Linked DNA regions of Homo sapiens: all the other regions are linked to region 2. The links are chromatin loops, found by intact Hi-C in ENCODE. Cell type or tissue: heart right ventricle. All regions are shown on one strand. Each heading gives the region's core, and the rest is flanking DNA. Links, peaks and the distances in the headings are about the cores only.

Region 1 (7,648 bases), core at 1,558-5,557, 160 kb after region 2:
TATATAGTCCTGATTGGAACATGAATATGGAGGGCTTTAATAGGGAAATTGCCCCCACAGTGTATTTAATTAAATATCTAAAGTGGTTTTATGTAGTGAAAAGAATGTTTGTGTTTTTTTTTAAGATATAAATTCATGATAGATATATAGTAAACGAAGTAAATGCCAGGAAAAAGAAAAACTTGAGCAAGAACATAATCAGTGTACTTAAGAACCTCAGTTTTAAGTAATTATAGCATAATAAAATGTAAATATCATGCATTTAACCAAAAAGAGTGACATAATTTTATTGTCAAGTAGGTTTGTGTGGGGAAATAGGATGTAATAAAACTAAATTCTCATTTTATATAGCAGGAAGTCAGTAGATAATAGATACAATTTTTAAAAAAGTGAATTGCATGCTACTTAAAAATATGGAGAAAAACACATCAATAATAAGTTACTAAAATACTTGAAAGCATTTGCCTCTAAGGAGTAGAATAAAAATAGGCAGGAATGAGACAGGGAACGGTTGGTTTTCAGTACAAATGCTGTATTAATAATCAACTTTTAAAAGTTATACATGTATTACTTTGATATAAACATTAAATTTACAATTTTAGCTATACCTATCTATGAAATTTAGAATTTTAGGTATATCTATCTATAGGCATATAAATAGATTACAAACACAAACATAAAAATAACATAGGAACCCATGAACCAAATGTTTAATAGTGTTTACATGGGGTCTCAAGGTTGTAATTGACTTTTATTTTCTAGTTAATACTTTTCTGAGTTCTCCAATATTTCTAAAATACGCATATATTTATTTCTTAGCACAATATTGGTGCTATTAATTTTTAAAGTGAAAGGAAATAATTAAAAAGAACAAGATTATCCTTCAAAGGGTGTAGGAAATGGACTTCAAATGATGGGAGGGGAGGCCAAAAGCAAAGAACAATTAGGAAACCATGAAGGCCTGAACTAGAGAGTGTCCATGCTAAAAAGTTCAAATTAACATGTTTTGGTAAGAAACTTAACTTAATGTGGGAAAAGTTTGAAGCATAAATTTTGAGAGCCTTTAAATTCTCTGGTTTGGGCAAACTGGTGTTCCCATTCACTGAGATAGGAAATTTGTCTTGTAGAGCAAATTGAGTTCCATTTTAGAGATACTAAATCCTTTATTATGCTGCAATAGTTGGAGTGGTCTAACTGCTGTAACTAACAACTGCAATTCTCAGTGGCCTAACAAAACTTGACTCTTCTTTCCAGCAAAATCTGGTGCAAATGTTTCTGGCTGGTGAACCTGTGAAACTATCATCTTTTAATGCTGTCGGGGAAGAGAAAGAGCTCGGGTGATCGCACAGACCATGATACGGATGATACACAGAAGTGATCTGTGTTGATTCTAACCACATCCCATTAGCCCTATGTCTATCATACAGCCTGCATAACTGCAAGGAAGGTTGGCAAATGTCTAGTAAAACACAAATATGAAGCAAAGGTTTAGGTGGACACATAGCATTTTCTCCACTCCAGACCTCCTGGTGGGGAAATTCAGGAGACAGAAATGTCCAGCTGAATTAGAAATCTGAACGAGAGAAAACGTTCAATAATGTCATTACTTAAATGGTAGTTGAAGTCAGGATTAGGTGATTTAGGGGGCGCATAGACTAAGAAAGAATTGGCATGGAACCCAAGAGAATGTGTAAACATATGCAAAGGAGGAAGGAAGAGGCAGAGAGGAAACAACCAGAGACAGAAAGTTAAATCAGATGAGAGAATCAGTGAAGGAAGAAACTCTATGATGCCAGATGTTAGAGAAAGGCAAATCGAATTTGGACAGGAAAACTTTTCTATGTTGATCTTGGCAACTAGAAAGTCATTGGTAGCTTTCACATACAAGGATTAAGTAGGTTTGGAAGCAGGAATCAATCTCTGGGGGTTGTGGAGAAAGTGGGAAATGAGAAGTATGAATGAATAACAAACATCTCTTTCAAATCCTTAAATACTTTGAAGGGAAGGAGGGCCAGAGAGCAATTAGAAGAGTAGGGATGAATGGGTGATGGAGAACTCCATATATTTTCTTAGTAACCATTTCGTTTCCTATTTATATGAGTCAGAAACACTTAATTACCAAATAGATTCTGATCAATGTAAGCACACTGGTTTTCTGTAATTCCAGTGCAAAAGAATATACTGCTTTACTCAGACTGAATGCCCATACCAAGAGTTTTGAATTATCAATTACAACTTGCCAATTCTATTTACTATTTACGTTAATCTGGGGCCCCAGTGTGAGAGGCCATGTTCCCCATTAAATCGCTCAAACATGTAGCAGGCAGGAATTCTCATAAAATTAAATTTTGTAAGGGGAGGATTTAGATTTTGTAGAAAATGTAAAATAGTGTAGCATTGGGCAGGATTAGAATAAGAAAAACATGATATTGTGGGAAAGGGGAGGGGAGCCAGAAGAAAAATTATGTTTGCTAACAAAGTAATTAAATGCTCTGTGGAATATCCATTTAGTTATATATTTAAATGGTTTAATAATTTTTTAAAATTATAAAATATTTATTTTTCTTATATTCCTTTGTTTCAGTTTTTTTGGTAGCAACATTTAACATTCGGACTTACTCTCTTAACAAATTTTAGTAATTTGTTAATTGCTATATAAAAATAGAAACAATTAGGGTAACTATCCAGAGTCTCCGGGAAGGTGGGAGGGCGCTTTCAGGATTTCGATGACCACTCAGCCTCAAAGCTGTGTTGTCTGTGAGATAGCATTAGATACAAGATCATGTTGTTATCCAAAGTGATTGTGGAAAATATATTAAACTAGGGGAGAGGCTTAAGCTGTTTAAGAGTATTTGCTTCCCTCCTCCTGCACCCCTTGGTATAGGATTCATCAGTTCATAGGCCTGAAAGCTATCTCTTGGTAAGCCTAAAAAGTCAGAGCCTGGAGTTCTGATACCTTTGTTCCTCCTAATTGTGTCTCCCCAGCAGCACAAGTGCAGACATCCCTGACCACAGGCTAGGAAACTCACTTAATACTTTTCAGCAGCTTACCAAGAGGAAACAGGGGGAGGGAAATCACATTTTCACATGAGAAATTATGATCAGCTGTGATCCTCTGTCAGCCCATGAATTTCAACTGGTGCTGCATTTTCAAATTCACTATTTCAGTCCTAATCAGTCTGTGGAAAGCAGTCATGGGGGTTATACTTCACAAGCAGTTTGGCTTACTGAACACTCAAAGGAGACTGCAAGCGAGCTTTCAGCTGATAAAATTTGCTCCTCAGAGTACAAAGGGAATATAAGTAAATCTGTCTTTATAGGCCCAGCATTTGAAGCAAACTAAAGAATAGCTTGAAAGCATTTGATTGTCAGAGATTTGAGGCAAAGCCTGGATTTTCAATAGGCGATGGGCTGGGGCATCCTCTGTGCTGAAGGCGGCAGGAGTTTCTCAAAGCCCTACTGAGTTGGAAATGGAAGGACACATTTTATTTCTAGTGCTAAGAAACATCTGGAGGGGAAAGCCTTGCTTCTTGTAGTTTCCTTGGATATTAGAACCTGTTCTACAGAACCCACAAATTCCAAATACTTTTCCCAGATGAATCCCAAGAGGCAAAATTTTAGGTGGACTTTGTCATAGAGTTACTGTATCTAAAACAGCTTTCCATTACCGGACTTGGAAATAAATAACCTCATGGAAGTACACATATACATGTAAGATTAAGCTACTGTTTCCATTTTATTTTTGTTTGTTTTCCATGTGGGGGTAAAAATTTCAGAAGTGTATAGTGAAATTAATGTGTTTAAAATAAATCCTACCTTATTGAAAAATCAATAATACTCATTGTTGAAGTTAAAAATCTCTCTATGTTAGAAAAATGCAAAGCCTAGAAGTAGCTGCTTTAAATTATTGAGTTTATGTACCCAGACCCACAAGCACGCTTGCTGGATTGTAGTCTGTGGTGCCCTCTGGTGGAACAGAATCACTATCGTGTCTCTTAATCCTTAAAACCAAGTGTCAATGTTCAAAGAAATCTAGATTCATTTTAGACAGATGTGTCCTAGGATTTGAAAGACTTCCATGAAGTGTAATGCCAGCTGTTTTGGGGGGTGTGTGTGCGTGTGTGTGTTTTGTTTTGATTTTTCAATGAATAGAAAGTCCCCTACTTTTGAATATTCATCCTATGTTGATTTGTTCAGAATTTGAGGCTTCTATAGATACATTTTTGAGGTGTGCTTTAAAAAAAATTATTAAAAAGAATTCTGGTAATTCCCAATTCCATAGTTTTAGAAGTAGTAACATTTCTAAACTTTGTCTTTGATAACTTAGTCTTATGACTTGTTTGGTGTTTTTAACCACATAATCTAAAATTTACTACCAGTAAGAGAAATGCCTACTTAAATGGAATCATTGGAAATGATGTTGTACAAACAAACAAGTAAAATAACACCACCACCAAAAATGAGACCTATTGTGAATGCAAGCTTGATTTGCAGCATGTTTGCCCATTTTCACAACCATTGTAGGTTTGGGCCCTATTCATAAATAATACTGTTAATGGGAGTTCATTCATGATTTGGCTCTCTGCTTGTCAGTTGTTGGTATATAGGAATGCTTGTGATTTTTGCACGTTGATTTTGTATCCTGAGACTACGCTGAAGTTGCTTATCAACTTAAGAAGCTTTTGGACTGAGACAATGGGGTTTTCTAGATAGAGGATTATGTCATCTGTAAACAGACAATTTGACTTCCTCTCTTCCTATTTGAGTAACTTCTATTTCTTTCTCTTGCCTGATTGCCCTGGCCAGAACTTCGAATACTATGTTGAATAGGAGTGGTGAGAGAGGGCAATCTTGTCTTGTGCTGATTTTCAAAGGGAATGTTTCTAGCTTTTGCCAATTCAGTATGATATTGACTGTGGGTTTGTCCTATATGGCTCTTATTATTTTGAGGTATGTTCCTTCAAAACCTAGTTTATTGAGAGTTTTTAATATGAAGGGATGTTGAATTTTATCGAAGGCCTTTTCTGTGTCCATCAAGATGATCGTGGTTTTTGTTTTTAGTTCTGTTTACGATAAATTACATTTATTGATTTTCATATGTTGAACCAGCCTTGCATCCGGGGATAAAACTAACTTGATCATGGTGGATGAGCTTTTTGATGTGCTGCTGGATTCCATTTGCCTGTATTTTATTGAAGATTTTTACATTGATGTTCATTAGGAATATTGGCCTGAAGTTTTCTTTTATTGTTGTTGTATCTCTGCCAGGTTTTGGTATCAGGATGATGCTGGCATCATAAAATGAGTTAGGGAGGAGTCCTTTCTTTTCAATTGTTTAGAATAATTTCAGAGGAAATGGTACCTGCTCCTCTTTCTACCTCTGGTGGAATTCAGCTGTAAATCTGTCTTTTTCTGGGCTTTTTTTGGTTGGTAGGCTATATATTACTGCCTCAATTTCAGAACTCGCTCTTGGTATTCAGGGATTGAACTTCTTTCTGCTTCAGTCTTGGGAGGGTGTACGTATCCAGAAATTTATCCATTTTTTCTAGATTTTCAAGTTTATTTGCATAAAGGTGTTTAGAGTATTCTCCAATGGTTGTTTGTATTTCTGAGGGTCAGTGGTGAAATCACCTTTATCATTTTTTATTTTGCCTATTTGATTCTTCTCTCTTGTCTTCTTTGTTAGTCCAGCTAGCAGTCTATTTTATTTATTTATTTTTTCCAGAAAACAAGCTCCTGGATTTGTTGATTTTTTGAAGTCTTTTTCATGTCTATATCTCTTTCAGTTCTGCTCTGATCTTGGTTATTTCTTGTCTTCTGCTAGATTTGGGGTTTGTTTGCTCTTGGTTCTCTAGTTCTTTCAGTTGTGATGTTAGAGTGTCGATTTGAGATCTTTCTAGCTTTTTGATGTGGGCATTTAATGTTATAAATTTCCCGCTTAACACTGCTTCAGCGGCATACGAAAGATTCTGGTATGTTGTCTCTTTGTTCTCATTAGTTTCAAGGAACTTCTTGATTTCTGCCTTAATTTCATTATTTACCCAGGACTCTTTCAGGAACAAGTTGCTGAATTTCCACATAGTTGTGTGGTTTTGAGTGAGTTTCTTAATCTTAAGTTCTAATTTGATTATGCTGTAGTCTGAGAGATGGTTCCTTGTGATTTCAGTTCTTTTGCATTTGCTGTGTTTTACTTCTAGGTATGTGATCAATTTTCGAGTAAGTGCCATGTGGTGCCAATCTGGGAACACAGCTAACAAGGGAAGTGAAGAGCCTCTTCAAGGAGAACTACTCAAGGCATTGCTCAAGGAAATCAGAGAGGAAACAAATGGAAAAACATTTCATGTTCGTAAATAGGAAGAATCAATATTGTCAAAATGGCCAAACTCCCCGAAGTAATTTATAGATTCATTGGTATTCCCATTAAACTACCATTGACATAGGTATTATGGAAAAAAGCTATTTTAAAATTCATATGGAACCAAAAAAGAGCCCGTGTAGCCTCGACAATCCTAAGCAAAAAGAACAAAGCTGGAGGTATCACATTACTCAACTTCAAAATATACTACAAGGCTACAGTAACCAAAATAGCATGGTACTGGTACAAAAACAGACACATAGACCAATGGAACAGAATGGAGAACTCATTTATAAGACTGCACATCTACAACCATCTGATCTTTGAGAAATCTGACAAAAACAAGCGATGGGGAAGGGATTCCTTATTTGATAAATGATGCTGGGAGAACTGGCTAGCCATATGCAGAAAACTGGAACTGGACCGTTTCCTTACACCTCATACAAAGATTAACTCAAGGTGGATTAGACTTAAATGTGAAACCTAAAACTATAAAAACCCTAGAAGAAAATCTAGGTAATAACACTGAGGACATAGGCACGGGCAAAATTTCATGACAAAGACATAGGCATGGGCAAAGATTTCATGATGAAGACATGCAATTGCAAAAAAGATGCAAATTGCAACAAAAGCAAAAATTGACAAATAAAATTTAATTAAACTAATTTTTTGTTGTTGTTTTGAGATAGAGTCTTGCTGTGTCACCCAGGCTGGAGTGCAGTGGTGTGATCTTGGCTCACTGCAACCTCTGCCTCCCAGGTTCAAGCAATTCTTCTGCCTCAGCCTCCCAAGTAGCTGGGATTACAGGTGCCCACCATCAAGCCTGGCTCACTTTTGTGTTATTAGTAGAGATGGGATTTCACCATGTTGGCAAGGCTGGTCTCAAACTTCTGACTTTGGGTGATCTGCCTGCCTCGGCCTCCCAAAGTGCTAGGATTACAGGTGTGAGCCACCGTGCCTGGCTGTGATGTAATTAAACTAAGGAGCTTCTGCACAGCAAAAGAAACTATTAACAAACAGACAACCTACAGAATCGGAGAAAATTTTTGCAGTCTATTCATCTGACAAAAGTCTAATATCCAGCATCTATAAGGAACTTAAACAAATGTACAAGAAAAAAAAAAAAAAAGTGGGCAAAGTACATGAACAGATACTTCTAAAAAGAAAACATACATGTGACCAACAAACATGATAAAAAGCTCAACATCACTGATCATTAGAGAAATGTAAATCAACATTACAATTCTCACACCAGTCAGAATGGCAATTATTAAAAAGTCAAGAAACATCAGA
Region 2 (7,648 bases), core at 1,495-5,494:
TGTGGAGCAGAGACCCTGAATTGTGAGGGACTGGAGTGTTGGTCCAGGAAATGAGGCTGAACAGGAAAATACTTTCCCATTTAAGCCACACTGAAAAGTTTTATACATCATACTAAGAAGCTTGGATTCTGTTCCTGCTTGGTGGTCTTAAGCAGGGAAATAACATGATCCAATTTGCATTTAAGAAAGATGAAGGTAGCCATGTGGAAAGAAAATAGACTTCCAGGGCAAGAGGTTAGTTAGGAGGCGGTTGCAGCGTAATAGGTCACTTGTGTTAAAGTGTGATCATGAGAATGAAAAGGGAAGTTTAGATTAAGAGATATTTTGGAATTGCTACAATTGATAGGGGTTAACGGAGAAGGACTATGGACAATCCTTTATCTTCTAGTTTGGGCAATGGACTGAATGGAAAATTAAGTTGTAGGCCCATACACCTTTCCAATATGAAGTCTCTAAGATCACTTTGAAGGCATGAAGGTAGCATTCAGTTAATTCAATTTGATGCACCCTGCTTTCCTTTCCTCTCTAAAGTCTCCAATACTCATTACCCTCTTCCCTTAAAACTGACTATAAAAAAGAACTGGCTCCAATGTTTTCATTCTCCTTACTGCTTACAGGACATGAGTACCAGTGTTATTTCTCCCTAAGAATTAATGTGCTATTAGTCATTCATTTAAAAAATAAATATAAAAACTTGGACCTTTGTCAAATGGGTAGATTGCTAAAATTTTCTCCCATTCTGTAGGTTGCCTGTTCACTCTGATGATGGTATCTTTTGCTGTGCAGAAGCTCTTCAGTTTAATTAGATCCCATTTGTCAATTGTGGCTTTTGTTGCCATTGCTTTTGGTGTTTTAGACATGAAGTCCTTGCCCATGCCTATGTCCTGAATGGTATTGCCTACGTTTTCTTCTAGGGTTTTTATGGTTTTGGGTTTTACATTTAAGTCTTTAATCCATCTTGAGTTAATTTTTGTATAAGGTGTAAGGAAGGGGTCCAGTTTCTGTTTTCTGTATATGGCTAGCCATTTTTCCTGGCACCATTTATTAAATAGAAAATCCTTTCCTCATTGCTTGTTTTTGTCACATTTTTCAAAGATTAGATGGTTGTAGATGTGTGGTGTTATTTCTGAGGTCTCTGTTCTGTTATATTGGTCTATATATCTGTTTTGGTATGAGTTTCATGCTGTTTTGGTTACTGTAGCCTTGTAGTATAGTTTGAAGTCAAGTAGAGTGATGCCTCCAGCTTTGTTCTTTTTGCTTAGGATTTTCTTGGCTATATCTACAAGGAACTTAAACATATTTACAAAAAAAAAAACAACCCCATCAAAAAGTGGGCAAAGGATATGAACAGACACTTCTCAGAAGGAGACATTCATGCGGCCAACAGACATATGAAAAAAAGCTCATCATCACTGGTCATTAGAGAAATGCAAATCAAAACCACAATGAGATACCATCTCACGCCAGTTAGAATGGCGATTAAAAAGTCAGGAAACAACAGGTGCTGGTGAGGCTGTAGAGAAATAGGAATGCTGTTAAACTGTTGGTGGGAGTGTGAATTAGTTCAACCATTGCGGAGGACAGTGTGGTGATTCCTCAAGGATCCAGAACCAGAAATACCATTTGACCCAGCAATCCTATTACTGGGTATGTACCCAAAGTATCATAAATCATTCTACTATAAAGACACATGCACACGTATGTTTATTGCAGCACTATTTACAATAGCAAAGACTTGGAACCAACCCAAATGTCCATCAGTGATAGACTGGATAAAGAAAACGTGGCATATATACACCATGGAATACTATGCAGCCATAAAAAAGGATGAGTTCATGTCCTTTGCAGGGACATGGATGATGCCAGAAACCATCATCCTCAGCAAACTAACACAAGAACAGAAAACCAAACACTGCAGGTTCTCACTCATAAGTGGGAGTTGAACAGTGAGATCACATGGACACAGGGAGGGGAACATCACACACTGGGGCCTGCCGGGGGGTGGGGGACAAAGGGAGGGAGACCATTAGGACAAATACCTAATGCATGCAGTCTTAAAACCTAGATGACGGGTTGATGGGTGCAGCAAATCACCATGGCACATGTATACCTATGTAACAAACCTGTACATTCTGCACTTGTATCCCAGAACTTAAAATAAATACATAAATAAACAAAAATAAAGGTGTCTTTAATTTTGAAAAACTTACAAATTCTAAATGTTGTTCCTGGTAGATGTTTCTGACTTCTGTCCAAGATGGTGCTTCTGAGCCCTACTGGACTCCTTTGGTCTTCTTTTTTTACTGAGGGTGGCATTTGCTAACTTTTTACCCTGTGTCAGATCTTGCGTGTGCTATGACCCATTTCTCAATTGAGTTTCCATCCCTTTCAGATAGGCCTGGAGATGTGATTAGGATAGGAGAGCAAGTTGGAAGTTTTGTTGTTGTTGTTGTTGTTGGCTCTTGGTTGTCTCAAGTGAGCAATTTGCGTTTTCAGGGAACCACAACCTAGGAACTGGAGCCACATATGTCTCAATGGAATCACAGCCCCTCATCCGCATACCACAAAAAAAATCCTTCTCTCCTAGTGGGAGGAAGGGAATGAATTGCAGAGAAACATGGGGAAGGAGAAAAAAAAAAGAAATTATTTTTGGCAAGTTTAGATTCCATAAGCATGTTAACAGTTGTTGAAAGTTTTTAACAGGCAGATAGAATGGAGGGTTAAAAACTAATTATTACTTCCACAATTCTGTAAATTTAAATAAGGATATTGCAAGAACTGCCCCGATACTCATTATAATTCTGGTAAAATTAAAGAACATGAAGATCTCTTAAAATGCACCTTTTTAAAGAAAGCTACCCAGACGGAACTGTGAAGTAAATCTGAAGTTACTTGTAATTCCGGCAGCCTCACTACCAAGCTCTGTAGCTCTGGGATACACAGCGTCTTGTTGTGGGATACATTCCATTCTGTTTTTTTCACCTGCACAGTGAGGAGGTTATATCATTACTTAAAAACTTCTCCAGTTTTGAAATTTTATTATCCCATCTTTCCATTTTCCACTAGTGCTTCATTTAAAAATAAATGAATCCAGAATTAAGCAGCCCCACCCATTTTCTAGGGACGCATTTTTTTTTTTCTTTTCAAATAAAAGTGAGTTTAACTCAAACTTGGCCTGCGCATACCCTGCCTCTTTTTAACTTTGGAGATAAGCTTTCTTTTCTGAAAGCTTATATTAACACAATAGCCAACAGGTGGCGCTGCAGGCCTGTGCCAGTTTACAGTCCTTTGACATCTGTGTTTTTTTATAGTAGTAGAATACATACATCTCTGTATTTCTTCAACCCAAAATAACAGGGTCTAGTGAAATAACCTACCCTGTACTAAGTATAAGCCCCAATGATTAATAATCTATTATCTGCTTGCAAATGAATCTGACAGTGGTAGAAATTTATCACCCGAAAAACTTGACACTTATAGTTGCTTGTGTATCTTGAAAGGGGCAATTTTAGGTACACCAAAAGGCATATTCCAGTCCAGAAACATATAGTATGATGCTATTCTTGTAATGATGAAGACAAGGAAAGGTGTTGTATCTATTTACATATCATCATTCATCAGCCAAATTTGCAATGCTTCCATTTTTAATCAAAGATTTGTTGCATTAGATCTGGTAGTATCCTTGGTCATAACTGAAAACACACAAGCTCGTGTTATAGATGGACTAGCAGAAGATCCACAAATGTTGTATGATCCCTAAGAAACCATGGCTATTTAATAGCATATCTCAAATGATAATTGAGATCTCTTCTAAGCCCACCTTGTCTTGGGAGAACCTGAGCTCATTGAAGGTAAGTTCCCGGACTCAGGCAAATCCCCATCTCAATTTCTCCAATCTGTAAATAAATAAGTAAATCTATCTTTGGGATTTGCCTGATTTGCCTTTCACATTCACTAGGATAGGTTACAAACGTTGGAAACTGTTACTCTATGATTGTCAGTTCCAGAAAATCAGCTTGGCTTATGATTCAGCAAAACAATCTGCAGGCACACTTTTATGACACAATCTATACCTCCTGGACAAGTTGTACCAAATAAAGAACTTGCCTAGAATTCCTTCATTCAAGATCAATAAACTGACAAAGAGTGCAGCTGTTTAAGCCTTTAATCTACAGAGGAGCAGAGAAGCTAGCAGTGAAGGTGGATGGTGAGGAAACATCTGCTTTTCCTCTTTCTGTCATCAAGTATAGGGCCTCTTCAGGGAAACTCCCACTTGCTCCAACTGATCTGCAGCTTTGACTTCCAAAAGGGACTGATTCTGACCTCCCTCTCACCTCTGACTTTCAGCCTTGCCAACCTCTGGGATCCTGGAGATAGCTTAATAAAGGTCATCATCACTCAGATTAACCTGTTTTCTAAATTGCTGTTGTTTGAAATGGTTTAAGCAGCTGCCTGGGAATGTGGAGAAGCGTAGACTGAAGATCTGGAGTATTGGTTTGGTTTGTCATTATCCTTCCCCTGTCTCATCCCAGAAAGAGTGAACCTGTGGACGTTCCAACAAACCATAATGCAGAAAGAGTGGATATTTGTCTGTCAAGTTCTAATTAATAATAATGATAGCTAATAGTATATATCAAGTATATTTCTTTACTTTTTACCACAACTTTAGTGACTGGTTTTAGTAATTCCTTTGCAGCTGTGAAAACTGAGATTAAGATAGGTCTAATTATTTGTCTGAAGTCACAGTCTTAAGAACTAACCAGTATACTAGCTGCAAGTGACTCATATCACTATAAATGGTGGAACCAGAATCCAATTTCGAATTTGTCTAACTCCCTAGGTTTTTTGCTAGTGAGCTGACTGAAATGTATAGCCATTGCCTGGAAGCACAATAATCTAGAATAATATGGTATTTTAAAAATGCTAAATCCAGCTGTCTTAGTATAAACCATAGCTCCTTAAGATGTATTATTTCATTAACTTATTTATTTTTTTTTTCTTTTTTGGTTTGTTTGTTTGTTTTTGAGACAGAGTCTCCCTCTGTCGTCCAGGCTAGAGTACAGTGGTGTGATTTCAGCTCACTGCAACCTCCGCCACCCGGGTTCAAGCGATTCTCCTTCCTCAGCTTCCTGAGTAGCTGGGACTACAGACATGTGCCACCATGCTTGGCTAATTTTTGTATTTTTAGTAGACACGGGGTTTTACCATGTTGGCCAAGCTGGTCTCGATCTCCTGACCTCGTGATCCACCCACCTTGGCCTCCCAAAGTGCTGGGATTACAGGCGTGAGCCACCACGCCCAGCCAACGTATTTCTTTTTTGGTATATCTGTTGTGTTCTTAATGAAGAAATACATAATGTTCTTAATGAAAAAATAAATACATAAAAGAAATGCAGTGTGCAGTCACATTGTTGCAATACAAAGCACCTTTTCAAAATTCAGACATCTAGGCCTGTGAAACCTGAGTGGGAAGTGCAGCTTCAAGGATCAGGGCCCTGGGTACAGAATAAAGTCAGACACTTGAAATTTAAATCCCAGTTTTTTTCTTCTCTATGGAGAATGATTTTTCTATGTTTGTTCCTGAATTCAAAAGTAAAAAACCAGAGAAGCCACAATTTGCATCTTCCCTCTTGTGCACCTGGGGAAAGTATCACACAGATGCAGATTGAATATGTTTATATCGCAAAAAGGAAAATGATGATCATATTTCAACTCAGATGTGATCCATTTGGGTGATTGAGTTTTACGATTTCTTTCTGTTTTCTTCCCAGATAAGTTCTGCAACAGTCAAGAATGTTAATGGCTACACGAAAAACTTCTATTAGCTTAAATTAGTAAGGGTTTATTTTTCTCATGTGGCAACAATGTTAGATATAGGGAACTGCCGGTATTGTTCAGCTGGAAGGTGTCAGTGCTGACTTTTATGACTCTCAATCTCACTTTCAGATTTGGGCATTAGATGGCTGCACAAATATTAGACAAATTTCCATTTTGAGGCAGAAAGAAGAGAGCAAGGTAGCATCATTTTTGTCTTTCTTTTTTATTAATAGAGCAAAAACTTTTCAGAGACATGAGAGCCGACCTCTGCTTACTCCTCATTGGCCATAAGTGAGCCTCATGGCTACCCCATATGGCAAGGTAGCCTGGGAAGGTGAGATTTTAGCTTTCATGGCATCTGAGTGAAAGGGCGTGAGAGACAGAGAATTGCTAGAAAGTCTGCCACACTTTCCACCAGGCAAGAAAATAACCCAGATCATATGTACCTGCAAATGAGGGCAGGTATATGTGATCCCTGATTCAGCAGTTCTCAAAGAATGGGCAATACATGCAAACTAGCAGTCATGCATTCAGCTCAACAAATACTTATCAAGCACTATGTCATACATTAAAAACTACAAATATAGTCTGCTCCTATGGAGATTAAATTCTGTCACTAGTAACGTCCCTCCACCCAGGCTTTAACTGGTTGGCCAGCTGGTATAATGAAATCAGTAGCCTAGAGTTGACCAGCTAAAGAGACTACAGGGAAAAATGATGTATGTGTGGTAATATCAGAAGCATGCTTCTCAATACTCTCTTCCTCACAGATCTCCTTCTGCCTTTCTAAAGCAAATGTCTGAAACTCTAGTAGGGAGAAAGATTTCAACCCCTTCTCTGGCTCCACTGTTCACTTCTTTTCTGCTCCCTGGCAATGGAAGAAGTATTACCAGCATAAATGTTCAGAGCTTGGAATATTAATGGGTCATGATTTCTAGTGAGAAAGGAAAATATATTTTAATAGGTCCTGAAAACCAAATGCAGACTCTTCCTTTCTGCCCGTCTGGTGCTTATGGCTATCCAGGGAATTTTAATTCAGATATATAGTGTAGACATGGCCATATTGTTCTCCCCATATTTCCTTTCTCTATATGACCATCCAAATAGTGCAGAATCTCAAAATGTAGATTTAGAAAATGATAGGGGACCTTCATCCTAATCTGCCAGCTCAGCTTTTAATGTGGAGTTTTCCACTGTGAGTATTAGATTCTTGCACAGCTATTAATAAAGCAAGCCTTGTCCCCGTTCTTGTCTTATTCATTGTGGATATAGCACCTTTGGGAATCCCATGGAGAGGAGAGTGATACACAGGGCAGAATGAGAAATTTCTAGGTCTCTTGAAAATTATCATCAACTATCCTAAATTCACATCCTCACCCCAAGTGAATTTGTACAGAGGACCAAAACAGAAGAATGTAGGGGTCAGGAAACTTAGCAGTACCCTGTCTTCTTTTCATACCTCTGTCTACCTCTTTCTTAGCTGCTCTGTCCCAAAGCATGGGAGTAGTTAGTCTGGCTGGTGAGAATTTCAGGACATAAATTAGATTACAGTTGCCAGCAGGCAGTCACTGTGTTCTAAACAAACAACAACAACAAAACACAGGAACAGAGGCTCCAGGCTCCTTTTGCCTGGTTTCTTTCCCTTCAGGGAGGAAAAGGTAAAAATATCAGTAGGTATTTCCCTTAGGAATCTTGCCAACTCAAATTCTCTTCTCTGGTAACATGTACATAAGTGGGTAAATAAACTTAATTTTTCTTACTTCTCATCTATTATTTTTCTTTTCAAAGAGTGGTCCCAAGCTTCATGATCTAAATGTACATTTAAACCTAT
Region 3 (7,648 bases), core at 1,155-5,154, 550 kb before region 2:
CCAGGTTCTCGGAATGTTGAACAGAAGACACGAAGGAATAAAAGAAGCAATGAAAGACAAAGCAACAGAAGAACGGAGTAAGGAAAGAAAAAGCACAGACTGAGCGAAGACAACTCACAGAATAGAAACAAACACCAGCAAGCGGCTCAAGAGTCTCCTTACCACAATGGTCCCAGGGCTTTATAAAGCCAAAAGAATTGGCAACACCCCCCACGTGCCCTTTAGAGGCCTCCAATTGGTTATGCCCTTTGAAGGATTGGCCTGTGACCAATCAGAGGCTGAAGTGAGGCTTGGCCCTCAATCAGAGGCTGAACTGGAAACTCCTGTCTTGTTATCACAGGAGCGAGGATATGGCCCGTAAGCTGCCCAATCTTGCCTAGAACTGGCTGCACCTGCTGTTCTTTTGCTTATGCGAATTGGCTGCACCTGTTGTTCTTTTGTTTATGCCTTAACCCCGGTTACCCTAATTCCTATTCTCCTGTCTCAATAGTTCTTTACTTCTTTCTCTCAAAGCACGCTTCTTTTATATTTATTACAAAGGTTGACTTTGTGTTTCAGATAATGTCCTCTGTCTTTCAAAAATATTTAAAATGTATAATGCTTTATTATAGGATCCACCAGAGACTAATGTTCATTGAAAATAAAAAAATGAGCTAAGGCGAATGAATTAGCAACTTTTTAGTCAAGCTGAAAATAAGTTAGTTTGAAGAAGATATGAATTGAAATCCATATGAAGCCGCAGGACAAATTACATATACGTATATGTATATTTTATATTGTGTGTGCGTGTGTTGTTAATATTGACAATTAGCTGTAGCAATTGTGTTAAAAAAAAAAAGTGGCTGCAAGAGGAGAGAAGGGATAGACGGAAATTTTTATACAGTGGGCGTTTGCATCATTTCATTACACTGGAAACATCAACTGGTACTCTTTCCACAGCTAGTGTGGCATTTCTCATAACCTTGCCTTTGCAATGTTGTTTGGGCATCTCGGTAGACCTGGTGTTTTGGAAGCCTAAGCAGAGGGAGGCCGACAGTATCGGTGATGTCAGTGGATGTGGACGATGCATCATACCCACTTGTGCCACTCCGTGTGCTGTTACAGCTTTCATGAGATAGACTGTTGGTGCGTGTCTGGTGACCAGAGGATGAATTGCCCAACTCAGGACATTTTTGAAACTGAAAAGGATACTATCAATAATCACACCAGAACAACAACATAAAGAAATAAGTACTTTTGTAAGAAACCAGCATCTCCAGTTATGTGCTCTTCTGATTGTAATTTTAGCGCCTTCTGTCCCATTCATTAAAATATTTCAGAGCAAGAGTGAGAGGAATATTATATGGGGATAATCTGCAGTATTTTCTAATTTACTTTGATGAAGAAGGAGAAAGAGGAGGAGGAGTCACTTGTAAATTCTTGTACTGTAACCTGAATGATAATAAGTTGCCTACACAACACACAGCTGATTGAATGACAGCAAAATCTGACCTTTGTCTAAAGTACAAAACCTCCTGCCCAAAGCACTCTTTTCCATTGGCCCTCATCATTGGCTGTAGAATACCCTGATTTAAATCTCCATCACAGTTTATTCTTCAGTTATGACAGATAGCCCATTTCATTTTATATCATAGTTGTTTTCATGTTTTATTGCCGGTCCCTGAGTATAAGTCTAATTATCCTCAGTAGAGTGCCTCGGGAGCTCGTGTCAGCTGTTCAGCTGGGGCGAATGAAACCACTCAGTAGAGGACTTCTGCCTGCCTTCAGGTGCTTCTCAGGTGTTGCCTAGCAGATTGAAAATGTGTTGCTAGGTAAAAACCTTCCTTCTCTATTATTTCAAGGACCACAAACACAGACACACAAAATCAGGGAAGCACAGTTGGAATGTTTGAAAACTGTTCTGTTCTCTAAGATCAAAGTAGGTCCCATTAGTCTAAAGTGCTGGCTTCTTGAAGAAATGTCCTAAGATTCACCTGTTGCTAAAAATAGGCATGAGTTAGTCAGTACATTGCTGGATTAAAGATAGTGACAGCTAATTAGTCATTGTTCAAACAATAGAAGAGTTGAAAAGAGAAAGTGAGAGACACTCCAGCATTCTGGCCAGTCTTCTTTTCTTCTGATTTTAGAGAGAAGACCAAGAGTGTAATGGGAGGTCACTGTGTTCCTAGTGGCCTATGATTGAGGCTTTCAGACCTTATGTAACCTTTTCTGCTTCACCTAAAAGGAAAATTTAACATGCTGAGCAATACAAACACAGCATTTATTTCCATTTAAGACTGGATAGAATCAATTACTCACAGAAACTATGATACCCCAAATGGCAGGCTGACCATGTGACTTCAGAGCAACCGCTAGAAAACACAAAGCAAGATTCCAATCAGGAACAGTGCAGTGAGGTTTCCTGAAAGTCAGACTAGGGTACATGAAGGCAAGATTGATTCGGGAATTGATAATTATAGTAAAAGAACCACAACATTGAATGTGAGGGATTGTGTTGTTGTTTTGCTTTGTCTTTTTTTCCCTCTGTGGGAAGTTTAGAGGCAGTCATATAATATTTATTCAGTGCTAACAGCACATGGATCAACATCCCAAGGGGTAAGACATTGAAATGTGGAGTTGAGAAGTTCAATAAATAAATAAATAAATTGAGGACACAGTTTTATATAGAAGAATTCAAAATGTAACGGTTGAATTATATTCAGCTTTCTTCCCAGGTTAAAAATTCTAGCTGCCACCTCTAGTTATTGAACAATATTATATTTATTGAATGTTTTTTGTGTGCAGCACACTGTGAAATAGGTGCTGTTGGTACCGATTTTCTGACGATAAAAGCTATTGAGTTCCAGAAAATGTTTAAATTTTTTGATAGCTAAAGCCTCTTACACATATATTGTTTAACTGAAAAATACCATGGCTGATAGATGCTTGTTTGAAAATCTGGTGTCCTGGCATCATTCTTCTCAAATCCTTTGGTGCCATTCCAGATGCTGACATTCCGGCAGAAGGAAACTTGATTGTATCAACTCTATGGGGGTGTTTCTTACATCCTTACTGTAGTCAGTGGGGAAGTGCTAAGAGAAAAAGAGGCAAGTGGACTCATTAGCTGAATCTGGTCAGTGCTGGAGTACACACTGGTCATTCTGTTTTGTTTTTTTCATAACTTAAAAAAATTACATCCTTATTCATTTCAGAACCATTTAAAATAGTCTAAAGGAAATGTTAAATGAATCGAACCAGGAGTTGATGTGGGATTTTCTACGTCCATGCGCTTCCTCATATCCTTCACTAGATGGTGTTCCAAATCAATCCATAGTGTCTATGCCATTGATTTGGTCCAGGAGGAAGGTGAGAAAACACCAAGTCATCCCTTTCTAACTCACCTAACTTCCCTTCTCTGGCTTCAAGAATAAGTGGACTTTTCATCACTGTTGAGTAATTAAGTTTGCATGCTGTTGAATTTTTTTGTAGGCTGTACTTGTAAATATTTGGGGGGTTAATTCAGACAGGAAGCATTTTTCAGCCATTGAATGGTTTCATGTTATTGGCAGGGAGTTTTGCTAAACTCATCATTAGTGGCCCTAGTGATCTAGCTGGTGCTGTGAATCAGGAACAGACTCGTTTTAACTCTCTGGCAAAGGCAGTCAGTTAAACCACAGGCCACAATCCTGATAAGAGCTGGAATCAGGAGAATGGAGTGACAGATGGGTAGTAGACTGAAAATATTTACAGGATAGGATAAACAAAGGAAGTGGATTGACCATGAATGCCCCTATTTAAATCTTTCATTCATATTCTCTTAGATATGGCCATGTCTACAGTCTTCATTTCAAAGGAAATTATAAATTAACTTTAAAAGCAAACAAACAAACAAACAAACTAAAAATCCATTTGATTCAGAAAATATATTGGAGACTGTCTTTTCCAAAGAAATTGGATTTGAGGATTCTGCACAGATGTCCAAAGAAATGTATGGGTAGATGTGAATTTATCCTTTACCAAAATTGCTAAGTTTGTGAGGTGTCAGACTCTACTCAATTCCACCTTTCTTTCACTCTCTCCTACCCTTCCTTCTCTAGTATTCAGATAGACAAATGCACCATCATTTTGACAGATATATTTATGCAGTTGATTCATTATTGTCAGTAGCCAAGGAGACATTTTCTCGTGGTGTGTCTAAGGTCTGGAGGCAGCTCCCTGGAAAGAACTTCAGACAACCCAAGGTGCTGGATGCTAAATCCCTGGGAGGTAACAAATGGCCTGGGTATTCTCACGATCATTTGGCTGTTGACATAAACAGAAAAAGGCTGATTCTAATTGATTGGTCTGCTAAAATGCTTCATGTGCAAATCACTTTCCCCAGGCCTGTGATAGTAAAAATCATCTGAGAGGCAAAAAGAAAAACGCAGGAACCTGACAGGCACCATGTTGCAGAGACATCCCTATATGTCTGCTATAATTACACAAGGTACCAAAAAGGGCCTGTGAGGATAAAGAGTGGAAAATTCCTGGCCTAAATTGCGTTGTTTCACTGAGGGATTTCTCAGTATCCTTCTGCCCTTTAATGCTTAAACTCTCATATCTCATTTTCACTCCCCTGCATTGCTGGCCATCAGGAACACCAAAATACAACATTGAATTTATAGACAATAATTTTGTAGATATGATAGATCTGGTTCACTATTTTCAATTATTTTAATGGAAATTTTTATTGTCAATTATCTTAATGTCCATTGTTTTCTTGCATCTCCAACTTATATGTCACTTTTATGTGTTGGCATTTCTGTGTGTAAGAAATCTGATGGCCCAGGATTAGACACTGTTCTTAGCTAAAGGAAAGGTACAAAGTAAAAAGAGAAGAAAACTCCTCCTAACAATTGTTGGCCCACCTGTCACCTTATCACCCCATCACCTGTCTCACCTGGTGCACCTGTCACCTTATTACCCTTATCACAGCCCTAGTGCTGTTTTTTATGCCCCTGTGAAAATATTGATGGTGATGACTATTAGCATCTCTCATGTTCTTCATGTTCCTTTAATAAGGAGGGTCTTATACTTGGTTTCACATTAAAATCATGGGAAAATTTGGTAAAAATTGTATTTCTAGAAACAACTTCTTAGAGACTGGAGGCTCAGTAGGTCTGCAGTGAGTGGTACCTTAAAGTGTGTAATTTTAACAATGGAGAAGAAATGGAGGCTGGGTGCAGTGGCTCATGCCTATAATTTCAGCACTTTGGGAGGCTGTGGCCTGCCAGACCTCTTGAGGCCACTTGAGGTCTCGAACCAGCCTGGTGAACATGGTGAAACCCTGTCTCTACTAAAACTACAAAAATTAGCCAGGCATGGTGGCACACACCTGCAATCCCAGCTACTCGGGAGGCTGAGACAGGAGAATTGCTTGAACCCAGGAAGCGAAGGCTGCGGTGAGCCAAGACCCCACCATGGCACTCCAGCCTGGGCAACAGAGCTGGAGTGCAATAAAAGGAAAAAAGAAGAAGAAGAAGGAGGAGGAGGAGGAGCAGGAGGGGTGGGGGAAAGGGGAGGGGGAAGGGGAAGGAGAAGAAGAAGAAGAAATGGAAAGAATAAGGGAAGAGAATTTTAATATTTTGGAACAGGATGAACTCCAAGTAGAGGCCTAGGAAGATAAATTTTAAACGTTAAATCAGGCAGAGAATGTATTGGAAAAACAAATATATTTTTCTCTGGTGGCATTTAGATTTACAAAAAGAAAAAGTTCAGGTATCTCAACAATTGTCACTATGGCCCATGCACCAAAGATGATGAATATTGGCCATGAGCTTCTGAGCACATTTGACACTAATTATTCATGATGGAAGGTATTTAACAGAACACAGAGCAACATATTGAGATCCACTGCTTTCTGAAAGAAAATTTGATGTCTCAATCTGAGTTTAATGAATAACAAAATTGACTTCTGTTTAATTGAGCAGCTTCTTAATATAGCAGATAGCAATAGGGTTTTATTTTCTATCCCTTGTCCATGCAGGAAAGAATTTCATGATTTGGGTGTGGAACACAGATAATTATTTTCTATCATTCCAAATGTACCCCCGCAATAAAAATAAAGCATTTCCATGTCAAATCAATATAATTAGGGATCTAATTGATAGACATGTAAATCATGACATATATTAATATTTATTCTTCATTACCGTAAGTTTGAATTGCTCGGCAAATGTCGACTTAAAGGATTCTGTGCTTCACCTTATTACTGTTTGACCTCATTCATTAACTTGGCATGAATTAAATAGGCCTTCACTAATAATCTACTTTGAGTCCTGAATAGTAGCACACAGAAAGATTAAAGAAGCTGGAATTCATTAAGCACTTGCTCACTCATGCACACTTTATATTTCATCTTAATTCCTACAAAAATCTTATGAAATAACTTCTACTGTCTCTATTTTACATATAGGAAAACCAAGAACTTAACCATGTTCTTCAATGGCTCCTGGATAGCTTTTAATTTTAAAACCATATAAACATAGTTGTAGAACATGCTACATTAGGCTTGTTATTTAGATTTCGTTCGCCGCTGTTCGTGTTTCTTATTCTACAACAAGGGTCAGCCTACAGGCAAAACACATCCCATTGTCATTTTTTTGTAAATAAAGTTGTATTGGAACATGGCCACTCTCATTTGTTTTCTATTATTTATGGCTGCTTTCACTTACAACCTGAGTGGTTGCCACAGAAACTGTATGGCCTGCAAAGTCTAAAATATTTACTATGTAGCTTTTTCTTTTCTTTTTGGAGACAGTGTGCCACTCTATTGCCCAGGCTGGAGTGCGGTGGTGTGATCATGGCTCATTGCAGCCTCAAACTCCTGGGCTCAAGCAATCCTCCCGCCTCGGTCTCCCAAGTAGTTGGGACTACAGGCATGAGCCACCATACCCGGCTAATTTTTTTAAAGTTTTTGGTAGAAATGGAGTTTTTTAATGTTGCCCAGGCTGGTCTTGAACTCCTGGTCTTAAATGACCCTCTCCCATCAGCCTCCCAAAGTGCTGAGATTAGGGGTCATCATACTCAGCTACTATCTGGCTCTTCACAAAAAATTTTTGCCATCTCCTGTATTATTGATTGATATTATCTATATGACTAAACCACCTTTATGATGGTAGATACTCCTTGAATAATAGCTTAGAATCATCAGCTTGTTGCCTTGACTTTGCCTAAGGAAGTCTAAATGCATAGTATCTGAATGCAGGGTTTGGGGGCTTTGAATACAGGGAAAATTAATTACAGCTATAACTTACAAACAAACAACAGTTACCAGGATTTCCTCTAAAGTAGAACTCACCTAGATCTAACCAAATATACCTTAGTTTGAGTCATATGAATTAGGTTTCACTTAGTTACACTGCAGCAACAAATAAGCCTCCCTCTCCCCACCCACCTTTCCCAGCCAAATCTCAATGGTTTATAATACAAAGGTGTATTTCTTGATCATGCTTCATGCCCTGGGGGTCAGTCACAGCTCTGCTCTGCTCCATGGTCTTCCCCCCAGCATCCAGACTGATGGAGGAGCCCCTGTCTGGGAAATGCTATTCTTGCACCAAAGGGAAAGGAGAAAGCCTGGCAGAAACACACAATGACTCTTAGAGTTTCAGCTCAGAAGTGGTCACTTAGC
Region 4 (7,648 bases), core at 1,864-5,863, 64 kb after region 2:
GACCTGAGGAGTAACATCCCGCTGGAATATTACGAATAATATCACAGTGTGTACACCAACTGTGATATTAGGAGTCTTATTAATTTTTAGGATATTAGGTATAGTATCACAGTAGGTGTACCTACTGTGATATTAAAAGTTATATCTCCCTAGGGTATTGCGAATAACATCACAGTGGGTGTACACCCAATGTGATATTTGAAGTAATATCTTCCTAAGGTATGACAAAAAATATCAAAGCGTGGACCCCATCTGTGACATTAAAGGTAACACCTCTGTGGATATTCCGAATAATATCACAGGGTGTACACAGCCTGTGACATTAGGAGTAGCATCCCCATAAGATATTCCGAGTAATATCACAGGGTGCACACCCCATGTGACATTAAGGGTAACATCTTCTTAGGATGTTACGAACAACATCACACGGTGTACGCCCCCTGTGACTTTTCAAGTAACATCCCCCTAGAATATTATGAATAATATCATGGGTGTACACCCCATGTGACATTAGGAGTAACATCTCCCTAGGATATTACAAAGAATATCACTGGGTGTACACCCTCTGCCATATTAGGAGTAACATCCTTCTAGGACATTATGAATAATATCACAAGGTGTACACACACTGTGATATTTGGAGAGATATCTCCCTAGGATATAAGGTGTACACCCACTGTGATATTAGAAGCAATATCTATGACAGTATGAGACATATCAAAGGGAGTACTCTCACTGTGATAATAGATTTAATGTTTACCATCAATATTACAAATAATATCACAGGTTGTACACACATGAGGTATACCCACTGTGGTATTATTTATACTGTCTTAGAGAGATATAACTCTCTAATATAACACAGAGAGTGATAACTCTGTAATATCTCTGAGATATTACAAATAATCACAGTGAGTGTACACATAGTGTACATAGTGTACACCCACTGTGAGATTTACAGTAATATCTCCCTATAAGACTATAAATAGTATCGAAGGGTGTACACCCCCTGTGACCTTAGGAGTAACATCCCTCTGGATATCGGGAATAATATCATAAGGCGTACCCACCCTGTGACATTTTGTACACCCTTTGTGACATTAAAAGTCACATCCCCCTAGTGTATTATGAATAATATCAAAGGCTGTTGACGCACACGGTGTGCGCACCCTGTTACATTAGGTGTAATCTTTTTCTGTGATTTACGAATAATATCACAGAAGGTGTACACACATGGTGGACACTCCAGGTGACATTAGGAGCAACATCACCCCAAGATTTTAGAAATAATATTACCAGGGTTGCATACACATGGTATACTCTCCCTGTGACATTAGCAGCAACATTCCCCTAGAATATTATGAATAACATCAGAGAGGGAGTACACATATAATGTATGCACCTTGTAAAATTAGGAGTAGCATCTCCCTACGATGTTATGAATAATATCACAGAATGTGTACACACATGGCGTATACCCCGTGTGATGTTAAGTGTTACATCCTTCTAGTATGTTAGGAATAATACCACAAAGGTGTTCGCACATGGCTAACACCATATGGAATATTAGGATTCACATCCCTCCAGAATATTACAAACAACATCACAGGGGCTGTGCACACATGGTGCACATGCCCTGTGGCGTTAGGAGAACATTTCCCTGACACATTACGAGTAATATCACAGAGTGTACACCTTCTGTGACATTTGGAGTAACGTCCCCTAGGATAGTACAAAGAATATCACAGGGTGTACATCCCCTGTGACCTGAGGAGTAACATCTTTCTAGGATATTGTGAATAATATCACAAGATGCACAGCCCCTGTGACACGAGGAGTAACATCCACCTAGGATATTATGAATAATATCACAGGGAGTACACCCCGTGTGACAGTAGGAGTAACCTCGCCCAAGGATATAAGGAACAAATACAGAGGATGCACACGTGTTGTGACGTTAGCAGTAACATCCATTTAGGATATTACGAATATTATCACAGTGTGAATACCCTCTGTGATATTAGGAGTAACATCCCCCTACCATATTGGGAACCATATCATACTGTGTACACCCCCTGTGACTTTAGAGGTAACATTTCATTAGGATATTATGAATAATATTACAAGGTGTACAGCCCCTGCGATCCTGGTCATGGTTCACGTTCTCCTGTTTATTCCCATGTCTAGTAATTTTCTATTGGATGTTAGACACTAAATGCTGTATTGTTAAATGTCCATTTTTTGTGTGTGTTGATTTAAAGCATGTTGAGTTTTGTTTGGTATGCAGTTACATTTCTTGCAGATCAGTTTAGTCATTTCAAGCTAGCTTTTTTTTTTTAGCTTCATTAGCCTATGTCTCAGTAGACTTTACTTCAGGGCTACTTTAGCTCATCTACTACCTTTCTGGGGTTTCTACTGAATGCCTCAGGCGTTCATTGAAGTGTCTCTACTCTGACTTGTCAGAGCTCAAATGTATTTTAGCCCTAATGAGCTTTGAAGATTGCTCAGCTTTCATATTCCTTTTTCTTTGTCCAGCCTTATAGATTCTTGCCTCATGCTAGTACAGCTATGTATTCAGATAAAGAAAGCCCTATGCCAATCTCTGGAACTCTCTTTCTGTATAACCCACTCTCTTTTGCACTCTGTCTCACAAATTTCAATTCCCTCAATTTTCCCTAATTGATTTCTTCCTCTTCAATTCCATGAGATTTTTATGTTAAATTTTGTGTACCTTTCCCTCCACCATTGTCCAGAAATTGTCTCACAGAGTCAAGGTAACTACAGGTCTCACATCATTTCTTTCCCTTATCACAGTCTGTATTGTCAGTTTTCCAATACCTGAAAATAGTTGTCTTCCCCTTTGCACCCCAGTTCTCTAGTTATTTATGGTGAGAAAACCAGTTCAGTATCAGTTGTCTCATCATGGCTGTTGGCAGAAACCTCCCTGGGTACCTTTTGAAGTCCTGTCAAGGAGAACCTTACTAAGTTGTTATAGGTCATGGTACCTTCTTTCCAGTATATGGTAAGAGAATGGTTACCTCCTGGTGGGGTAGAATACTAAAATGAAAAATCCTAAGACAAATTAATAACAAGCAAGAATCAAAGTTTATGTCTAATTTGCTTCAAAGGAGTAGATTCTAAGAAGATAAACTCAAAATTTTCTCCTTTTTATAAAAAATAAAGGAGGTAGTAAAGAAATGTCCAGTTAAAAAAAATTTAACTTCTGTTTGTAGTATGATTGGGTAATTAACTCCCCAGGAGAAATTGTAATCTTATTAAATCTATCAGAAAATTGCTTATTTTCTCTGAAATGCTAATTACTTTCCAGAAGAAGATAATAAATGATATTAGTTAACATACTTCTATCTACTTTACATTTTGAACAGCTTTTTTTTTTTTTTGTAATTATAATCCTCACTTCCTTATAACAAGTGTCATAGCTCTAGGAAGGAAAATGAAGCCTGGGGCAAGCAATGGTGATACCCTTCATTTCACTACTAAATCAACTCTGTGGTCATCCCCAGCCTCAAAAGTTCCAACATTTATACTATGTTCTGCTGGATTTCAGAGAGAGGATAGCAAAATGACTGGTTTGTCTTCAGTTACAACGCAATTTGGTATATTGGAAGCAGATGAGACATGGCAGTTCCAATACTTGGTGGTTCTAGGCTGTCCTCTAGCTACAATTAGAGAAAGAGCTTATTTGTATCTGCTGATGCCTTAACAGCCCCTGGTGCGGAGATCCAACGTCACCTAGTGGGGATAGATCACACTTACATTAATTCAGCTTCTCAGGTTTTAATATCCTTACCTTTTTTGCTTTAATATCCTTACCTTTCTTGCAAAGAAGAATTTGGTGACTAGATATAGATAACACGGAAGGAGGAAGAGAAAAGGAAAATAACACAAGATAATACGTATGATGAAAATTGAACTTCAAGTGACTGCACACTCATTATCTCAAAGTTCTGTCCTGGCTCACTTTTAAAATTCCTATTCACTAAATAAAGCTTATTTAAATTTGCTTCAATTTTTTTTTTTTTTTGAGACTGAGTCTCACTCCGTCACTCAGGCTGGAGTGCAGTGGCATGATCTCGGCTAACTGCAACCTCCACCTCCCGGGTTCAAGTGATTCTCATGCCTCAGCTTCCCAAGTAGCTGGGATTACAAGCATGCACCATTACACCCAGCTAATTTTTGTATTTTTTGCAGAGATCGGGTTTTGCTATGTTGGCCAGCCTGGTCTCAAACTCTTGGCCTCAAGTGATTCACCTGCATTGGCCTCCCAAAGTGCAGTGATTACAGGTGTGAACCACCATGCCGGGCTGCTTCAGTGATTAATTGTTATAATAAATTTGTATACAGTGCATTGTAGCCAAAAAGAATGAGTTTATTTGTCCTATATATTGAAAAGGAGATACATTCCAAGATTTCTGCTTTCTGTGTTTTGTGAAAAGAGACGTAGCAGAAATGTTTCCATTCTGCTAATTGTAAAGTGAAAAGTTCCCATTCCAGTAAGTTCATCACAGGTAGGAACAAGTAGCCTGATGGGAATCATTAGTGAAAGCATCCACTAGCTAACTGTTGAAAGTATCTAGCACAAGATAATTAACTGGTGCAGAAACGACTGTGTAGGTTCAACAAACAAGAAAAAAGTAAAGGTCCTCACACCCAAATCAGGAAGACTGTCAGGAAAATTTCATGCCATAATAGCAGGATTTTTCAACCTCAGCACTACTGAGATTTTGGACTAAATGATTCCTTATGACTAGGGGTGAGGCAGTTTGGGGGAGATGGAATTTTTAGGAGGAGACTGTCCTGTGTATCATAAGATGTTTAGCAGCATTCTGGGCCTCTATGCATTAGATGCCAGCAGAACCTCACCCCTACCAAATGTGGCAATCAAAACATCTCTAGACATTGCCCAACGTCCCCTAGAGGAAGCAAAATTACCTGTTTTTGAGAACCACTTTTCTATAAAAAGAGGAGTATCAAACATGGGAGGCCAAGGCAGGTGGATCACCTGAGGTCAGGAGTTCAAGACCAACCTAGCCAACATGGTGAAACCCCATCTCTACTAAAAATACAAAAATTCGCCGGACATGGTGGTGCATGCCTGTAATCCCAGCTACTTGGGAAGCTGAGGCAGGAGAATTGCTTGAACCTGGGAGGCGAAGGTTGCAGTGAGCAGAAATCACACGACTGCACTTCAGTCTGATCAATGGAGACAGACTCTGTCTCAAAAATAAATAAATAAATAAATAACAAATTTAACTTTTTTCTCCCTTTATTAGTCTGCTAGGGCTGCCATAACAAAATACCATGGACTGAGTGGCTTAAACAACAGAAACCTATTTTCTCACAGTTCCAGAGGCTGGAAATCCAAAATCATGGTGTCAGCATGTTTGGTTTCTTCTAAGGCTTCTCTTCTTGGCTTGCAGATGGCCTCTGCTGTGGACTGAGTATTTGTGTTTCCCGAAAATTCATATGTTGAAGCCAAAATTCTCAATGTGGTCACATTTGGAGGTGTGGATTTGGAAGGTAATTAGGTCATGATGGTGGAGCCCTCGTGAATGGGATTAGTACCCTTATACGAAAAGACATGAGCGATATTACTCTCTCTCTCTCAGCCACATGAAGATAAAATGAGAAAGCAGCTATCTGCAAGCCAGGAAGAATACTCTTACCAGACACCAGATCTAACAGCACCTTGATCTTGGACTTCCTGGTTTCTAGAACTGTGAGAAATAAATTTCTATTTTTTGGAACACCAAGTTTATGGTATTCTGTTAGCAACCTCAACTTACTGAGACAACTGCTTTCTTGCTATGTCCTCACATGGCCTTTTCTCTGTTTACACACATACGTGGTGACTCTCACTGTGGGTGCCACAGATCGGCACATCAAACAAAGGCATATGCTAAAGCACAGAACGGATCACATAAATACAGTAAGTCCAATCTCTTTTTAACTTACATCAGTTAGATTGGGTTAGAGCTCACTCTAAAGACCTCATTTTAACTTAATTATCTCTTTAAAGCCCTCTCTTCAAATACAGTCACATTCTGAGGTACTGGAGGTAAGGACTTCAACATGTAAATCTTGGGTGATAGAATTCAGTTCATAATACTCCCCTACCTTGGACAGTCAAGTATTATTTGGGGATGGTAGTAGCAAGTAATTCAATTTCTGGAAAAGAACAGAAAGTTAGTTTGAGAAAGTTAGAATTAGTTAGAGTCTTTTTTCCTCAACCTACCTTCCCCTACCCAATCCTTCACCTCTGTGGCGTAGCCAACTAATAAATGCTTCATTGTCTAAACCTTAATTATAGATCCAATTTTTCACATTGATTGTGACAGAATCAGTGTGAGACTTGGTTATCCAGAGATATTAACTCATTCTAGGGCCTTCTAATATATTCTTTTTCTTGCAGTTTATATTGACAAAATGGGAACATTGTTTTTACAAATCTTTGCAGCAATTTGGGAATGTCAATCTAAAGATTAGGAAATTGGATTTGGTTATGATGAGTGTTTTGAACTTGACTTTTTATAATTTTGTTTTTAAAAATCCCAAACCATCTCTCCTTTAGGCAACAGACTTTCTTGTATTAATTTTTCAATGTACATATATATGTGTATAATATGTATTTTAATATATATAATTGATATCGATTCATTATATGTATGTATTAAAATATATACTGCTACTTAGATCTTTTATTAGTTTTCTGTACTTGGTAGCACTTTGCAAAGTATCACCTTGCCAAGAAAAGTTAAAGAAAATAAAATTTTAGGTTATGGATTTAATTCAGTGTAGAAAAAATGATGGCTATTTGGTTGTTGTTGCTCTGAATTACATCTGGTAACTCTGGTAAACAGAAAACTGAAATATGCTCTAAGTGAAATTTTGAATACAATGTAGATTAAATGGAAAGGGGTAGCCAAATTGTTTTGGCTAATAGAGATTCCAAGATTGCAAAGGACTTTACGAATAACAACTAAATATAAGATCCCTTAATGTCGCAGTTTGTTTTAAAGTTTGACCTAAAAAAATGGGTATATCAAAGTGTTCTCAGTATACTTAGAGATTTCATTTTTTTCTTTATATTTTTCTCAGTTAACCATTTTCAGTAATAAGTCCATATTAATTTCACAATGAGAAAACAGTTAAACATCCTCCATAAATGTTTGTAATGGCTATGCCAGATTGGCTTCCAACAGGAATCTCATATCCCTTCTCATATGCTTCAGTGTTCTACAGAGCCTGACTAGCCATAAGTTGCATTTCTCTGACTCTTTTGTAGGTCCAAATCATCTTTAGGCTCAACTAAATTAGCAGGAAGTGACTTAATATAGAGAATTAAGTTAAATAAAAAATTGGCAGAAGGGCTTGGGCCTTTGGCTGTGCCATGAATACCTCTTAGAACAACATTGTGGGATTAGCCCACACAGAAGCTATAACTCTACATAGAATGCAATTAGACTCATTTCCATGAGATTTGGAATACAAAAGTAAGGCAGCAACATGGTTGGAATGATATTGGGTTTTTCCGCAACAGCGTCAACATCATTGTCTTTATGGGTGTCAAGAGGCAAGGCATAGAACATTTGTTTCTTTCCTCAGTAGATATCTAGAAGGCTTGGCA

Evidence for each region. Peaks named below come from ENCODE experiments on the same cell type or tissue, not always from the same donor. Only the 100,000 strongest peaks of a DNase experiment are listed, where the experiment ranks them.
Region 1: it touches region 2 in a loop (9-fold over the local background); 72 of 110 quality-filtered maps call a loop at or near these places.
Region 3: it touches region 2 in a loop (4-fold over the local background); 21 of 110 quality-filtered maps call a loop at or near these places.
Region 4: a loop joins it to region 2, with 3 times the contacts of the local background. A loop is called at or near these places in 15 of 110 quality-filtered maps.

What each region holds. Positions count from the first base shown.
Region 1 is chr3:30,038,760-30,046,407 of GRCh38, reverse strand. No RefSeq gene overlaps it. Among named protein-coding and RNA genes, the nearest start is that of RBMS3-AS1, 110 kb to the right of the region's middle. In heart right ventricle, for the core only: a CTCF peak has its summit at 3,949 (motif pointing left); a DNase peak (open chromatin) is centred at 3,957.
Region 2 is chr3:30,194,899-30,202,546 of GRCh38, reverse strand. No RefSeq gene overlaps it. Among named protein-coding and RNA genes, the nearest start is that of RBMS3-AS1, 260 kb to the right of the region's middle. In heart right ventricle, for the core only: CTCF peaks have their summits at 3,034 and 3,248 (motif pointing right); a DNase peak (open chromatin) is centred at 3,256; H3K27ac peaks cover 1,202 bases.
Region 3 is chr3:30,743,837-30,751,484 of GRCh38, reverse strand. The region is part of intron 14 of GADL1 (glutamate decarboxylase like 1); the gene reads left to right. Among named protein-coding and RNA genes, the nearest start is that of TGFBR2, 140 kb to the right of the region's middle. In heart right ventricle, for the core only: a CTCF peak has its summit at 3,289; no DNase peak of the experiment used is centred there.
Region 4 is chr3:30,131,433-30,139,080 of GRCh38, reverse strand. No RefSeq gene overlaps it. Among named protein-coding and RNA genes, the nearest start is that of RBMS3-AS1, 200 kb to the right of the region's middle. In heart right ventricle, for the core only: CTCF peaks have their summits at 3,521 and 3,724; no DNase peak of the experiment used is centred there.